Linked DNA regions of Mus musculus: all the other regions are linked to region 2. A link is a loop called in an ENCODE intact Hi-C map of the cell type or tissue named here. Cell type or tissue: heart. All regions are shown on one strand.

Evidence for each region. A loop is a pair of places that touch in the nucleus more often than their neighbours do. Peaks named below come from ENCODE experiments on the same cell type or tissue, not always from the same donor. Only the 100,000 strongest peaks of a DNase experiment are listed, where the experiment ranks them.
Region 1: it touches region 2 in a loop (2.2-fold over the local background); 3 of 42 quality-filtered maps call a loop at or near these places.
Region 3: a loop joins it to region 2, with 2.0 times the contacts of the local background. A loop is called at or near these places in 2 of 42 quality-filtered maps.

What each region holds. Positions count from the first base shown.
Region 1 is chr9:22,228,572-22,233,571 of GRCm38, forward strand. All of the region lies in intron 1 of Zfp809 (zinc finger protein 809), which reads left to right. Among named protein-coding and RNA genes, the nearest start is that of Zfp809, 5.4 kb to the left of the region's middle. In heart, a CTCF peak has its summit at 2,180 (motif pointing right); no DNase peak of the experiment used is centred here.
Region 2 is chr9:22,386,856-22,391,855 of GRCm38, forward strand. Anln (anillin, actin binding protein) reads right to left here and starts at 2,351. Exons shown (of 24, transcript NM_028390.3): 1 at 2,115-2,351. The coding sequence starts at 2,132. It also overlaps a transcript of 9530077C05Rik not described here. In heart, a CTCF peak has its summit at 2,462; DNase peaks (open chromatin) are centred at 1,896 and 2,436; H3K4me3 peaks cover 3,149 bases; H3K27ac peaks cover 3,305 bases.
Region 3 is chr9:22,325,929-22,330,928 of GRCm38, forward strand. It overlaps the pseudogene Gm6607. Among named protein-coding and RNA genes, the nearest start is that of Zfp810, 21 kb to the left of the region's middle. In heart, no CTCF peak of the experiment used is centred here; a DNase peak (open chromatin) is centred at 2,093; H3K4me3 peaks cover 1,471 bases; H3K27ac peaks cover 1,319 bases.

The DNA.
Region 1 (5,000 bases), 160 kb before region 2:
ATACATATTTTTCTCAGTAAAGTCTTATTTCCCAGTAGACACCAGGTCTGTTTTCCCAGTGTCCCTGGATCTACTCAGGGCGCCACGGTCCTCTACCCCTGCGTGGTGTATGACCGTGGGCCCGAGAGCGCTCTTGAATTAAAAGTCCTCTTGCAGTTTGCAACAAGACTTTCTCGTGAGTGATTTAGGGTGTCGCCTCTCCTGAGTCCTCACGTTGTGAGGTCTTTCAATCTCACCAGCCCCGAGTTGCTTTTTTTTTTTTTTAGATTTATTTATTATTTTATGTAAGTACACTGTAGCTGTCTTTAGACACACCAGAGGGCATCAGATGTCATTACGGATGGTTGTGAGCCACCATGTGGTTGCTGGGATTTGAACTCAGGACCTGTGGAAGAGCAGTCAGTGCTCTTAACTGCTGAGCCATCTCGCCAGCCCCGAGTTGCTTTTTTTTTAAGGCAGGGTTTTAGTATGTAGTTCTGGCTAACCTGGAACTTAATATGTAAACTAGGCCAGCCTATAACCCACAGAGACCACCTGTTTCTACCTCTGAGCAGGATTGCAGGAATGCACACATACCTTGCTTTTCATTTTTGACATTTTGCTTTATTGCATTTATTTATAAGGGGGTATGCTATAGTGTGCATGTGGTGGACATCAGTCTTGGTGGCAAATACCTTTTCTAGCTTGGCTGTAAGACCCCAACCCTCGATCCACTAGTGATACTTCGAGATGCCCCCGAGTGAGACACTGAGACACAGATCGATGCAAAAGCAAGAGGCCTATTTTCCGGCACATCAGGATCAACCTTCAATTAGACCCTCAAGACAAGTGACTAGGTGACCCCCGAATGGCTATTACACAGTTTTTATAGTTTTTAGGGGGCACAGGTTACATCAGCAAGGTTACAGTTTAAACTTATTGGCTAAGCATATTGACTTTTAAATCTATTGGCTAGCAAGCATGGGCAGATCATGGCACGCATTTGAACTCTATCTGGGACTTTGCAGAGGGTCAGGTGACTATCAGTACATTTTCTCAAGAATGTTCCTGCTCCTCCCAAGAACTGTGGTTGGAGAACCGAACTTTGCCTAGCCTTGACCCCCTTCCCCCCCTCCCCCCCGGCAGAAAAGGGAACCTGTGGGGGGTGGGGGGTGGGGATGGGGGGTGTAAGGCTGGCAAAAGCCCTTCACAGCCACAGTCAGCCCAAGCTTTTTTTTTTTTTGGTCCATTTTATCTATATTTTCCCACTGACTAGCATAGTTAAATTGTTGAAAATGGGTGCTGGCAGCACGGACGCTGCATTCAAACTTTGGCCAGATTGTCCAATAAAGCCTGGCGTTTACAAGGAAGAAAAAGCCAGTGTTTAGTTTTCTCTGAGATCTATTGAGTTGAGGGCTTTCAGGGTCAGATAAGGTTTTTAAGTTGGCTGGAGCTAGTTACTTGAATGACTCTCTTTGTAGGGACTGTAGATACCAGGACTCAGCAGAATTCGGCAAGGATGATTGGGAGTTGATGGATTTCATTTTGTAATACTATTTGGGATTAGCCTTTTCTCCTGGGTGTTTAAGACCTTGTAGATAGCCACACATTAGACCCTGTTATGGGTAGACGGGGCTCCTTGAGGGTTTCTTTGAGCAGGTTGTTTGGAGAACCTTAGCCTCCTTTGCTCCTTTCAATCAGTTGTGTGATCTGCGGGATGGGTCAAGGTCTTGGTAAGAAGTGTTTATCCTCTGGTCTCCTGTGACCTAGCTAAAATATTGATTGTCATCTCAACCCCTTGTCTTACTGGTCTTAGATTCCAATATAACTGTTAAATGCCCATAGTGTAGTTACAACAGATTTGAAGGACAAACTGTGGTTTGAAACACTGCTGTTCTGTAACACTAAAAACTTGACTCACAGTAAGACTTTTTGTAATTGAAATATATATATTTGTAATTTTATCTATTTAATGTATGAGTGCTCTGATGCACAGGCCAGAAGAGGGCATCAAATCCCCTTATAGATGGTAGTAAGCCACCATGTGGTTGCTGGGACTTGACCTCAGGACCTCTGGAAGAGCAGCCAGTGCTCTTCTTAACTGCTGAGCCAGTTTACCAGCCCCATTTTTTTTAAAGGCATGTACCATTATGCTCATCTAATTTTTTTATGTATGAGTGCTCTACCTGCATGTACATCTGTATGCCAGAAGAGGGCATCAAATCCCATTATAGAAGCCACCATGTGGGTGCCAGGAATTGAATTTAGGACTTTAGGAGAGACTGAGCTATCTCTCCAACCCTGTATTTAAAATCTTGACAAACTTAGTAGAAACTGCAAAAAAAAATTTTTTTTAAGAAAACATATTGTCTTTGCTCTTTGAAAGCTTTATGTATTTTTAGCAATGTCCCTTAAGTTAGTTTGTATAAGTCTCATTGTGACATGAATTTTCTGGTTTTTTTGTTTTTTTGTTTTTTTGTTTTTTTTTTTCTGATCTCCTTTTCACAATCCTTTACTTCAGTACAAAACTATTTTATCATACAAAGTCTTTGCCAAAAAGCACCTGCTTCTCATCAGGATAGTGTCTCAGAGTAAAGAGGCCATCAAAGCCTGCACATAGACCACATCTAATTACTAAATTTATAATAGTTAAGCATTTATCTTCTTTTAAAAACTCTCTTGAGAAGTTCCTGTGATATATGATGTGTTTTGTTCAGATCCTTTCTCTAGCTCCTTCCATGCCCACCAAACCAAAAAATTTTCCCCCAACTAATGTAATTTAAAACAAAAACAAACCTTTACACTACTTAGCACTGCCAGCATGAGAAGGGTCTACGGTCTTTGCTGAATGCGGGCAGCCTGGGCTACAGCCACGGCAAACTTTACTCTCCTTGCCTCGGAGCCTCTCAGCCCAGGCACGTTGGAATTTCACCTGACTTAATCTTGAGCCTGTAGTCATAGCTTCTGTGAGTTCATGAGTTCAGTGTCCCTGACAGGTGGGGAAAGCAGTGTTTCAGAGCAGTCCTCCTTAGCACCTGCCTCCTAGACTTTCTTCCCCTTCTCCCAAGATGACCCCGAGCCTTGGGCATAGGGAATGTGGTAGAGGTGCGCCATTCGAGGCTCAGTTGTCCAGTGCCTTGTTCTGTACACCTTGACCAGCTGGAAGTCCCTGCATCAACCACTGCCTGCTGCAGAACAAAGCATCTTCAGGTTATAGGGGATGTTGGCAGCGGCAGTTTCATATCATGTCTGTTTAAGTAATGGTAGTTAGTTCTCCCTAGAGCTGTGCATCTTTATAGCTTGAAAGAGATATTCATGTGTCCAGGTCCCTTTGTTCCCAGAGCTTTCTGAATTTTAGCCTGTATTCCCACAAGCCAACTGTTAGAGATATGGCAGTAAGTATCTGGACAGACTCCTGATGGGAACTGGAGGGTCTGGGTCTGTCTGTGCAGTGCACTTTCATCAGGCTGCCGGAGGTCTAATGATTCCTGCCCTGTTAGCTCCCTGGAGCAGGTTAGAGGAAAGCTCGACCGACTGTCAGCAGCAGCAGTTAACAAAATGCCCTACTAGAGAGAAATGGGACCTTTGAGGTCAAATTTTCAGGATTGACCAGGAAACGAGTGGATTCTTTTCCATTAGCATATAGAACTGAGAGTTTGCTCTGGATCTAGATAGGTTACTGTAGATTCCTATGCACTGGACAGTAGGGTTCTAGCTATATGTACCTAGTCTTCCTTTCCTGGGGTGATGTTAGGTGACTAGACTCATTTTCCAGGACTCTGGCATGTTGTCTGTGCTAGAGATTGGTGTGCGTATTTTCCCAGTGGTCAGTGTAATCTGTCAATTCATTTTTGCTTTTGAGGGGACTTGATACATGTGTAAATGGTTATTAACCTTGTTACCTTTGTGTGGAAGTAAAGTCAGGGATTCTGAAATGCTTTATACTTGAGACCCCATTTTTCCACCAGGAAATATCTTTATGTCCTTAGATATTCATCTGTACAAAATAGATGTGCATATGAAACATTTGCTGATAATAAGAACTTTATTTTAAAATAATGTTTTGGCATATATCTAGCATTGATATTTTTTAAAGGTGCAAACAACTTTGCATACTAGTGAGACGGATTGCTGATGCATCTGACGTATTACAGTGCAGGAATAAATGGCAAGGGGTGACGGTAGGATAGTGTGAAATGTGTTTGTTTTCTACCAAAAAAACCCCTAACCCAAAAAGCTGTGATTCAGAAGAGCAGATAACTATGTAAGGAACAAGAACTGCAGTTTATAACATACTTAAATCTGAACCAGGGTCTTACAGGTGACATGCATTGGTGGTGTGATGGCATGTACTATGCAAAGCATGCATGTTGCATATTCTGAAAGTAGAATCCAAAATAAATTCAAGACCACTCAGCCCCTTCCCCCTCTGAAGGGACGTTCCCAACTATACTAGCAGGCTAAGTACAGAGCCAGATAAGGAAGCTGGCTGACTGTAGTGGCTATTCCTGGTTAGGCGTATTTACAACCTTGTTATTGTTTCATGTGAACACGAGATATTATTTGTGTCAAGTTGACAAGGGGTGGATTGTAGTGGCTATTCCTGGTTGTCAACTTGACAATATTTGGAATGAACTACAATCCGGAATTGGAAGGCTCACCAGTGACCCTTATCTGGAGGCTTGGAGATCCTTATCTGGATCTTGGTTTGAAGATCTTGAGCCATAGTGGCTATGGATTCCAGAAGATTGAATCTCCGAGTTTAAGGAACACACCTTTAATCTGGGCTATGCCTTTCATCTGGGATTAAAGGTGTGGTGGAACACACCTTTAATCTGGGCTACACCTTCTGCTGGAGACAATATAAGGACATTGGAAGAAGGGAGTCTAGCTCTAGCTCTTGCTCTTGCTCCTTTGCCTGCTTGCTGCGTGAGACTGAGTAACTGCTAGATCCTTGGACTTCCATTCACAGACTGAACAATTGTTGGGAATTCGGCTGCCGACTGTAAGTCATCAATAAA
Region 2 (5,000 bases):
TTAGAAACTCATTTCACAGTACAAAAATGTTCTGAATGTTATCACTGAGCACCTAGTCTTGGAACTCACTCTGTGTTCTCATTACCAATTAAGGAAAAGATTTCAAAGCTGTTATTCTAACTGCAACTGACCTAGCTTTTATAATATAAACTACACATTAAGGCATGCACATTTTCAAACACATTCTAAAAGAACCCAAACAAGAAGATTTTTTGGTCTGAGTTTTGAACTACTTTCAAAAGGATATTTTTAAGTTAAAGGACAAATTTCAACCAACTTTCCAAAGAGTTTTGTTCCTGTATATAGCACTATTTTAAGTAATTTTATTCTTTTAGTCACAAAATATCATTTTTAAAGTCAATACTATCTAGAATTGTGGTAACTTTACTGCATGCAAGTTTTAAGAATGCTTTCAATAAAAAATTCAAACTCATAAGTCAATGTGCAAACACACACACATATAAACCTTGTCTTGGAAAATGATTATATATATTAGTTGCATTTGGAATAACAGGCTGGCTTGAACTCAAGAGATCCTCAGGCCTCTGCCCGCTGAGCGCTAGGATCAAAGGTATGCGCCACAAAGCCTGGCTCATATAAATAAAAATTTAAAGATTCAATGTAAGTGACAAATATTTGGTGAATAATTGTCCCTATTCGCTATAGCTGCTACAAAATATGTCGTGGCTGCTTCTATTATTATTAAAATGAATTTTTTTCAAATTCATTTATTTGTCTGTATAGGGATACCATACACAAGTATGTCTGGGTACCACATATGTATCTGGGGTCCCTGGAGGCCAGAAGAAGACATTAGCTTCCCCGAGACTGGAGTTACAGGCTTTTATGAGACTCAAATGGGTGCTGGGAATTGAACCTAGGTTCTCTGGAAGAGAAGCCAGTGCTCTTGGCAGCTGAGCCATCTCTCCAGTCCTCTATTAGAAATTCTAACGTTATCAAAATGTTGTTTTCCTCAAGATAACTGAGAACTTCAAACGGAGCACAGGGTGTGTGGGGCAGCATAACTGTCAAGTTGAAATCTTTAATTGTTGAAATCCTTAACTAGTATCTTGGGCTTAGCTTATGGAATTGTTAACTACACTACCCAAAATAAATTATTACTATCCTCTACGACATTTTTCAATGTAGTACAGAAACACTGTATGCCCACTTTACAAAACTCACAAGTCTTGAAATTTAAAGAACAGCTTGAAGCAAAAGAAAAAGAGGAACTGTCCTGCAATAAAAGAATGGGCCAACAGCAACACGCAATCCTGAATGTCGGTGTACAGCTGCAACGTGAAGCTAAAACTAGGCATAAATAATAAGATTAACAACGGAATCTAGACCTTATTTCCAAGGAAGAGATGAGGAAAGCATTGTTGAAATGATACGCTACATAAACACTGAGGTGTACCAACCCTACAGCATACACTTATAATTTTGTTTTGTACACGCTGAGGTAACTATAAGCCCTGTTTCCTTTCAACCAGTATCAACCCTGTGCATGAGACTTTCTTTCTAAAGTTAGTAGAGCCGTGACTTATGAAGGACGCCAGGCTAAAGCACCTGCTCATTTAGACTTCGGTGGTTTCATCACAGGATTCTTAAGCGCTCAAGCTCCTCTGGGCCTGTGAAGTCCTTTATCACTTCCATCAGATTCCAAGCACACAGTACGAGTCACTGGGCCGACTCCACCCTGCCAACTATTCCAGCTTTAGGGCAGGGCTTGTCCCACTAGGCCCCTGAGCGGCACTCTCCCGGGTCACAGCAAGACGGATGAAGGATGGAGGGAAGCGTGCTTTAAGTCCCGGGAGCCGGGGGGGCAGGCTCAAGCCAGAGCGCCCAGGCGCTCACACCCCGAGCCAGCACTTGGGGGAGTGGAGGAAGGCTAAACGACTACAGAGCTCGGGGTTTGCATGGGGTTTTTGAGGCCCTGCCTTCCCCAGAGCCAGGGACGGAGCAGCGAAGCCGGGGCGGCTGCGACCCCGCGGCTTCCGTCCGGCTGCACGCTCGCTGTGCGCACGCGCCACGCTGGCCGCAGGCTGACAGCGCGGGCGGGGGTCCCGGAGTCGGCAGGGGTCATGGTTCACAGCGCCCGCAGAGTCTCTCACCTCGGTAAACGGGTCCATCGCCCCAGGCCTCACCAGTGGACGGCTAGACGGTGGGTCCGACGGTTCAAACTCAGGAAGAGGAAAGAAGTGAGTGCAGGCTCGGCGCAGCTCCTGGAGGAGGACTGCAGTCGAGGCGGCGGGCGCTCTCACACCCAGTCGGCTCTGCCCTCCGCACCCACGGAGTCGGTAGGCTACCACGGCCGTTCAAAATTTGAATTTCAGCGCCCCGGACGACACGCATGCGCGCGGGGTGGGCGGGGCCGGGCGGGCCGCTTGCCCCCGCCCCTGAGCTAGGTCACGTGATGCGGCCAAGTTGGGACTGGTCCGGAGCTGCGAGCACTGCTCTCTCTCCTCCGCTTGGGTGGAGACGGTTCTGCCGTTGAACTGCCTAGGGAGAGGGCCCTGCCATCCCGCACGCACCCACGCACGCCGTAGCGGGTCCCTTCCTGACTCTGTCAGCTCCCGCCGCCCTGCCTTCTTCCTCCGTGGGCCTTACGAACCCGGTCCGGCCCTCTGGCCTTTGGGCCTGATCCTGCCACCAGAAGTGGGACTAGACAGCCAGCTTGACCTCCTGAGAGACCACTCTGGCGGGTCCCCACACTCTCAGCCAGTGACTAGTTCTTTGTTTGGTGGGGAAAAGAGATGACAGTAACAGACCCTTCGGTTTTAAATCCCAGTCAACTACCCAAAGCCAGCAGTGAGAACACTTTGAGAGAAGGGACAATCGGAAAGTCCATATTTAATAAAAGTTCCCGTTTAACAGGCAGAAAGCAGGACAAACTATTGCACGAGTAACTTTTAATCTGACTTTCCTTTTCCTCTTCCTGGGAGGGTCTTTTGGAGACCCTCACAGTGTCTTACCATTTGACATTCTGCTAGGCTTTCCAAGAATGTGTCTAAAAAGATGGGTTGCCAAACCTCTGGTAGTAGAACTGTTTGCCTTTATACGTCAAAAGGTCGACAAAGCACCAAAATCTCTGTGCCTAGGTTGGTGCTGTGAGAGCTAAAGTCCTTACGAGATTGTGTAAAACAGATGTATGGTAGCAAGGTTTATGGTTGAGTCTCTGTGTCCTAAATGAGTCCATAACAGGATCAACTGTGCTTATTGAACAGAAAAACTGAAAGTGTTGAAGGGTCAAGTCCAGAATCAAAGCTAAATAAAAATAGGAAGCTTGGGGCCAGCGACAGAGCACATGCTAGCTATGAGGGCGCTTGCTACCAAGTCTTGGGACCTGAATTCTAGACCCAGAACCAGTTCCAGCAAATTGTCCTCTGACCTGCACACACACACACAGGAAATAAATTAATGATGTTTTTCTAAGTAATAAAGAATTTAAAAATGTATAGATTGTAATAAACTGAATTTGGGGCATGGAATAAGAACTTCTTTAAGAGCAACTTCTAAGAATTCAGATCCTTGGGACCACAGTATAACAAGAATAATAAATTTCCTTGGTGCCTTGGAGCTGTGAAATGATAGAAAATGGAAGGAGCTTTGTTTAAGTGTGTGGTGTGTGGGGTTGTTAGAATTTGCTACCTATAAACCAAAGGGAACGGATGCCTGAATTTTTTTTCAAGCACTGAACAGGAAAAGGGGTGTGGGTACTTGGGGTGTGGCTGTGTAGGTCAGTCTTGGGAATGAGTCATTGGAAATTTATGTAGCCGTTGTGCCTTCGGGCTGTTGCCTCTGTAATCCTTGGTTTCATTGTAAACAATTTGATTCTAGCTAGCATGGATAAAGCAGTATTGCTACTCTAAACTTGTAGGTTTTTTTTCCTACTACCACGCCCTGTAGCGTTGACCTTTCATTAATGTCTTGATCATAGTGGTAATAAGGATAGCAGCACCCACCAGTACAATAGCTCCCATGTATGAAGCTGGTCTATCCCAGAAGCCATGCTACAGATTCAAGAGCACACCCCTAGACCACTGCAGTTGTCTCCTAACATTTCTGTGTGAGTCTCTGACCCATAGCAGTTCTTTCTTAAGCTTATAAGCTGGAATAACTTTTCTCATTTAAAAAAAAAAAATCAGGCTGGTGAGATGGCTCAGTGGGTAAGAGCACCCGACTACTCTTCCAAAGGTTCAAAGTTCAAATCCCAGCAACCACATGGTGGCTCACAACCACCCATAATGAGATCTGATGCCCTCTCTGGTGCGCCTGAAGATAGCTACAGTGTACTTACATATAATAAATAAATAAATAGATAGATAGATAGATAGATAGATAGATAGATAGATAGATAAATCTTTTTAAAAAATCATTGCTGGATATGGTGGTAATGCATACAATCCCAGATTATCATCATCTAACCAAGGGGCTTGAGACATGGCTCAGCAATCAAGAGCATTGGTTGCTCTTCCAGAGGAACTAGGTTTAATTCCCAGCACCCACGTGGTGGCTCACAACCACCTGTAACTCCAGCCCTAGCTGTCCAGTTTCCCCTTCAGCCTATGTGGATTCTAGGTACACACATGATACACAGACATACATGTAGACAGAACATCCATATACATAAAAATATTCTTTTAAAGACAAGGATCTCAAGGTGAGATAGGGCCCTAGAAAAATGAGTATTTCATCTTCAGAGGATCTATTCTTTTAAACAAATAATTATGTTTCTTGTAGATAAAATTAACCTCAAAAATGTGGTAACATTAACTTTATCAAGGACACTCCAAAATATATATTTCAAGTTAAAGTTTTCAAAAATCACATACATTCTCACAATTGACAAAGTAATACAATAACATAAATATTTATATTTTTACAGAAAGAGAAAAGGCCAAGACCTGACCAGAAAGCAGTGGCAAAAAGGATCAGACAAAGGTTCTCCACGTCAGGTTATCTGGCTAATGGGCGTCTCCTTTTATGCATGTATTGTA
Region 3 (5,000 bases), 61 kb before region 2:
TACATGAATTATGTTGAACTGTGAAAATCCTTATTAGCTCTTTTGACAGAGGCTTTCGGTCTCTAGCCCAGGCTGCCCTCTGACACACTGGCTGTCTCAGCAACCACACACTTAGACTGATGTGAAATTCCATTATCAAAATGAAAATCAGAGAGGTAGTAGATTGCCTCTTAGGGCTTAGTCTCTTGACAGTATAAATTCTTTTAGGAATTAGAGATCTCTGACTAGAGGCCTTTGCAGTCTCCTTACCAGCTGAGGTTGGTGATCCCTGACTGTCTCATGGAACAGTTGTGCAATTTCCCACACTGCAATTCCCCTGCCTCAAGCTGGTTCCTACCATTTTATGGACCTGGAAGAGGAGGGCCTACAGAGCCTTCCACACCTGCTTGGCCCTCATGACTCCTAACTCTGGGTATCCAGTTCTTAGTAAAGGGTGGCGGCCGAGTTCTGGTCTATGCCTCTTTCTTACCCGGCACCCCACATTCACCTCCCGCCCTACAGCCCCCCTTCATCAGTATTTTGGAGGTTCCCTTTCCTTTTGGTTCTCTCAGCCCCGTATCAGCAATTTCTCCTTCCAGACACATCCTTCCTTCACTGTTTGGCCTGTAAACTCCAGATAGACCCCCCTGTTAGCATTCTGTCTAAACTTGCCCCACACTTACCTGGCAATAGCCAGGTATGCTCCTCCCCAGTTACCTGACAACAGCTGTCCCACTATGAAAGGGGCTGCTTGCCCCTCCTCTCTCTCTTACCCCTGCTTTTTTCTCTCTTGCCCTCCTGTGTTCTTCCCTTCCCCTCACTCCACATGGTCATGGCCAGCCTCTACTTCTCTACTCTCTCCCTCTCGCTGCCTTTCTTTGCCTCTACTACTCTCTTAATTCCCCTCCCCATGCCCTGAATAAACTCTATTCTATACAATACCAGTTGTGTGGCTGGTCCTTCCGGGAGGGGGATGCCTTGGCATGGGCCGGCTGAGGCATCCCCTTCCCCCATACCTCACCACACCCCCATAGAACATATCTTAATTCTTCTTTACCTTTTTATAATCACAGCATTGGTGCCGAGACTTGGATCTAGAAACTCTGCAGTTTGCATCCCATTTCAGCCACCACAAGAGATCCACACTCACTGGTAACCCCCTCCCCCCCCCATCCCCCACTGGTCAGAGCAAACCCGTCATGGTCCCAGGGGGAGAGTTCTTGAGCTCAGAGCTACGCCTCTGCTGCCCTGACCCCCATTTTAGGACTTTGCCCCTTGTGTGAGATTTCCCTCTCCTTGGAGACAGTTTCTTTCTCAGAAATTCCCAGCCAAGGTGAACTGGTCTCTGGCTCAAGAGCACAGGCTCTGAGCCTTGGCTCCCGGCCCACAGGTGATGACCTGGCAGTCTGGCCTGTGCTAGAATCTCTCTCGGGTTATTAATGCCCTCAGGACGCTGGTAGTAGCAGTTAATAATGCTATTCTCTCGCCCAGGGGTCACTCTTCGCCACCTCTGTCCCTATTTAATGGGACGTCTTGGTCTAAAATAATATGTCTACATCCCCGCTAAACTAGCACTTTCTCGCTAAAGACCTGTAGCTCAGACTTTCCCCTCGCCCCAGCCCTCAGTTGCTGGCTCTCACTCCCACTGTGGCAGCAGGTTCTGCCGGTTCAAGCGGGTCTGGCTCTGGCCCCCTGCCAGGGACTCTGCTGCCCTTCCCCTCTTCTTGCTCTCTGCGACAGTCTCACCCGGACTGGCAGTTGCACTCGGCTCTCTCAGCCTGCGTGCACTCTGCTGGTCTCTGCCTTCCTCACTCGTGGCCTGCTGCACACCAGTTAGGGACCCTACTTGCTGTCCTCCCCACTCTGCTCCTTTACTCTCAGTTCGTGGTGGGAAAAGCCCGTTGCTTCCTGCCAGAGGTCCCGTCTGTGAGACTTGCTGTCCCATGTGCACAACCACCTGCTGGCCCCTGCCAAAGCCGTTTTCCTGCACACGCGAGCCCCTTTCTCCCTTCCTCTTTCCCTCTCTGTCTAGGACTTATAAAGGCTAGCGGTGGGGTGCACCCCAACTACGTTGCTACGACACGCTCTTTCAGGAGCTGCCTTTCCCCGCCCACTGTGGACTCTGGGCCGTGACTTCTGGCTGCTGGTAGGAATCCCCGCCCCTCAAAGGCACAGACTCACAGGCCTGACCTGCGGTGCCTCTGCCTCAACTGCCACTGGCCCATTGCACAGTTCTGCCCCAACCCACCGGCCCGGGGAGCCACAGGTCTGCCGGCCTTGCTGTGCAGCTACAGCCACCATGGCTTAACGCCCCAGCCAGCGATATGTGGGCCACTGTGCAGCTACAGCCACCAACGCCAAGGCCCTGCCACCCAGAACCACTGCCACCTACTGGCTGCTGTGAGACTCACAGACCTCTACCACGGGAACTGCTGCCATCCAGCCTCCGCCATGTGGGCTATGCAGCACAAACGGCCCAAGCACTTATCTATCCATGCTCCCACACCCCTGGCCTGTTGTCATGGCCTGAACCTGCCTGGACAAACTCATTTCTGTCACCACCATCTTATGCCACTGTGCCAGCTTTCTTATTCTAGTCCTAGCCAAATATTCCTTTGCTAATACAAAATATACTTTACCTACACAACCTGTCAAAGTTACCTAAAGTTATCATTCCTATCCTGTCTGAATATATTTACTACTGTCTTAGTCAGGCTTCCTATTCCTGCACAAACATCATGACCAAGAAGCACTTGGGGAGGAAAGGGTTTATTTAGCTTACTCTTCCACATTGCTGTTCATCACCAAAGAAAGGCAGGACTGGAACTCAAGCAGGTCAGAAAGCAGGAGCTGATGTAGAGGCCATGGAGGGATGTTCTTTACTGGCTTGCTTCCCCTGGCTTGCTCAGCCTGCTCTCTTATAGAACCAAGACTACCAGCCCAAGAGTGTTACCACCCACAAGGGGCCTTTCCCCCTTGATCACTAATTGAGAAAATGCCTTACAGTTGGATCTCATGGAGGCATTTCCTCAACTGAAGCTCCTTTCTCTGTGATAACTCCAGCTGTGTCAAGTTGACACAAAACTAGCCAGTACACTCATGTTATCGATTTAACTGATAAGCTATAGGAAACCCACTCAGATCTGCCTCTCATGGACCAAATAGGCTCCATCCAGACAAGTACATCTGCCTAACCTATTCCAGAGGATGAGATTCCCCTGGGTTTCAAATGTACATCTTAAGAAAAAAAAATTCTTTCTTCCAAAAGTACTTAATCTCTCTCTATAATAAATATATTGTGTTTGAGCATCTTGTCAAGTCCAGGCGCTCACTACATCCAGGACAGCTCCAGAGAAGCAGCCTCCAGATGCTCCATCTCCTGTCTCAGACACAGACGCTTCTCCTGGACCTGTTCCTTCTGACCCGTCCTCAGATGGCTCCACAGACCCTGGACAAGGAAGCAGCCCACTCTCCTGAGACTGGGCAAACATCCCCACATCCATCCCTCTAGGTTCCCGAGAGACAACGTCACCCCAGTGTCAGCAGGAAGCAGCCAGATATCACAACGACCCTATTTCCGCTTTGCCATCACATCTTTCTAATCTTTCTTTTTTAGTTAAACCAAAATGGGGAGAATGTTAGCACTCTGTCTAAATTCCCCCTCCCTTCCCCCCTCTCTCCACGTGGACATGGTCAGCCTCCACTTCTCTACTCTCTCCCTCTCTCTGCCTTTCTCTGCCTCTACTAGCCTCTTAACTCCCCTCCCTATGCCCTGAATAAGCTCTATTCTATACTACACTGTCATGTGGCTGGTCCCTCAGGGGAGGGGGATGCCTTGGCATGGGCCCGTTGAGGCACTCCTTCCCCCACACCTCACCACACCCCCACAGAACATATTCATAGACCTCTTTATCTTTTTATAACCACAACATCCCAACCACACGGTCCCACAGCCAGTTCTGCACTTGGCTCACTGTTTACTCAATTCTTCATTCTGACTTGACTCATTTTTAAAGTTTTCCCAAGTCCATTACAAAATATCCAATGCAAATATTCAATACAATGAAAATATTCTCAAAACCATATGAGCTAGCCCAGAAGTACAGCCTAGTATCAATGCAAATCCCTCCCCTTCCCCATTGAGAACTAAGGTGGTCCTTCCATATTTTCATCAACTGTCAATGTAACTGTATACTGCACTTTCATGTGGACAGCACATCCCAATTTTTTTTTTTTAATTGAACAAGTCGATTTATTCAGTTGTGTTAGGCATTTGCAATGGTGACTTCAACCTCAGCTCCTGGCTCAATACTGATGGAAGAAATCTGCTTAACAATCTCAGTAGGACTATGTAAATCATAGTCGCTTGTGGATCCTCATCTGGAAACGATCCCATGTCTTGGAACCTTCACCACAAGGTGTTTTTCTGGCAGTGATTCTCAAAGTCTTGGTAGGTGTGCACACCGGTCCTTTCACTTTCAGATTCTTTTCCTCTGCACCTCTGATCAAGTCCGTACCAACCTTCTCCAGCGAGCGGCTGGTGAGCGTGATTCGAATTTGGTGAATCGCCACTTGGGTATCTTTAAATGCCATGGCGGAGGTGCGGCTTCCTGACTGACTTATTCCTCAGCAAAATCGAACAGAGGTGAGTCAGGACGGAGCAGACTGGCCTGAGCTCTGCAGCATACACCACCAGGTCTCAGAAAGGCCCTAATTTCTTTTCTTTTTTTTTCCCCTTCTTTCTTTTTTTTTTTTATTAGTTATTTTCCTCGTTTACATTTCCAATGCTATCCCAAAAGTCCCCCATACCCACCCCCACAAGCCCCTACCCACCCACTCCCCCTTTTTGGCCCTGGCGTTTCTAATTTCTTATTATTGGTTTGTAGATGATTTGACTTTGCATCTTTATGGATTCTCAGGTATTAACCTTTCAAAGCACGCAGAACCAGTTACATTAAGAAAGCTGCTTTCTATCCTAAGAGTGGTCATTTATATTTGTTTTCTGTTAATTTATTACTTTT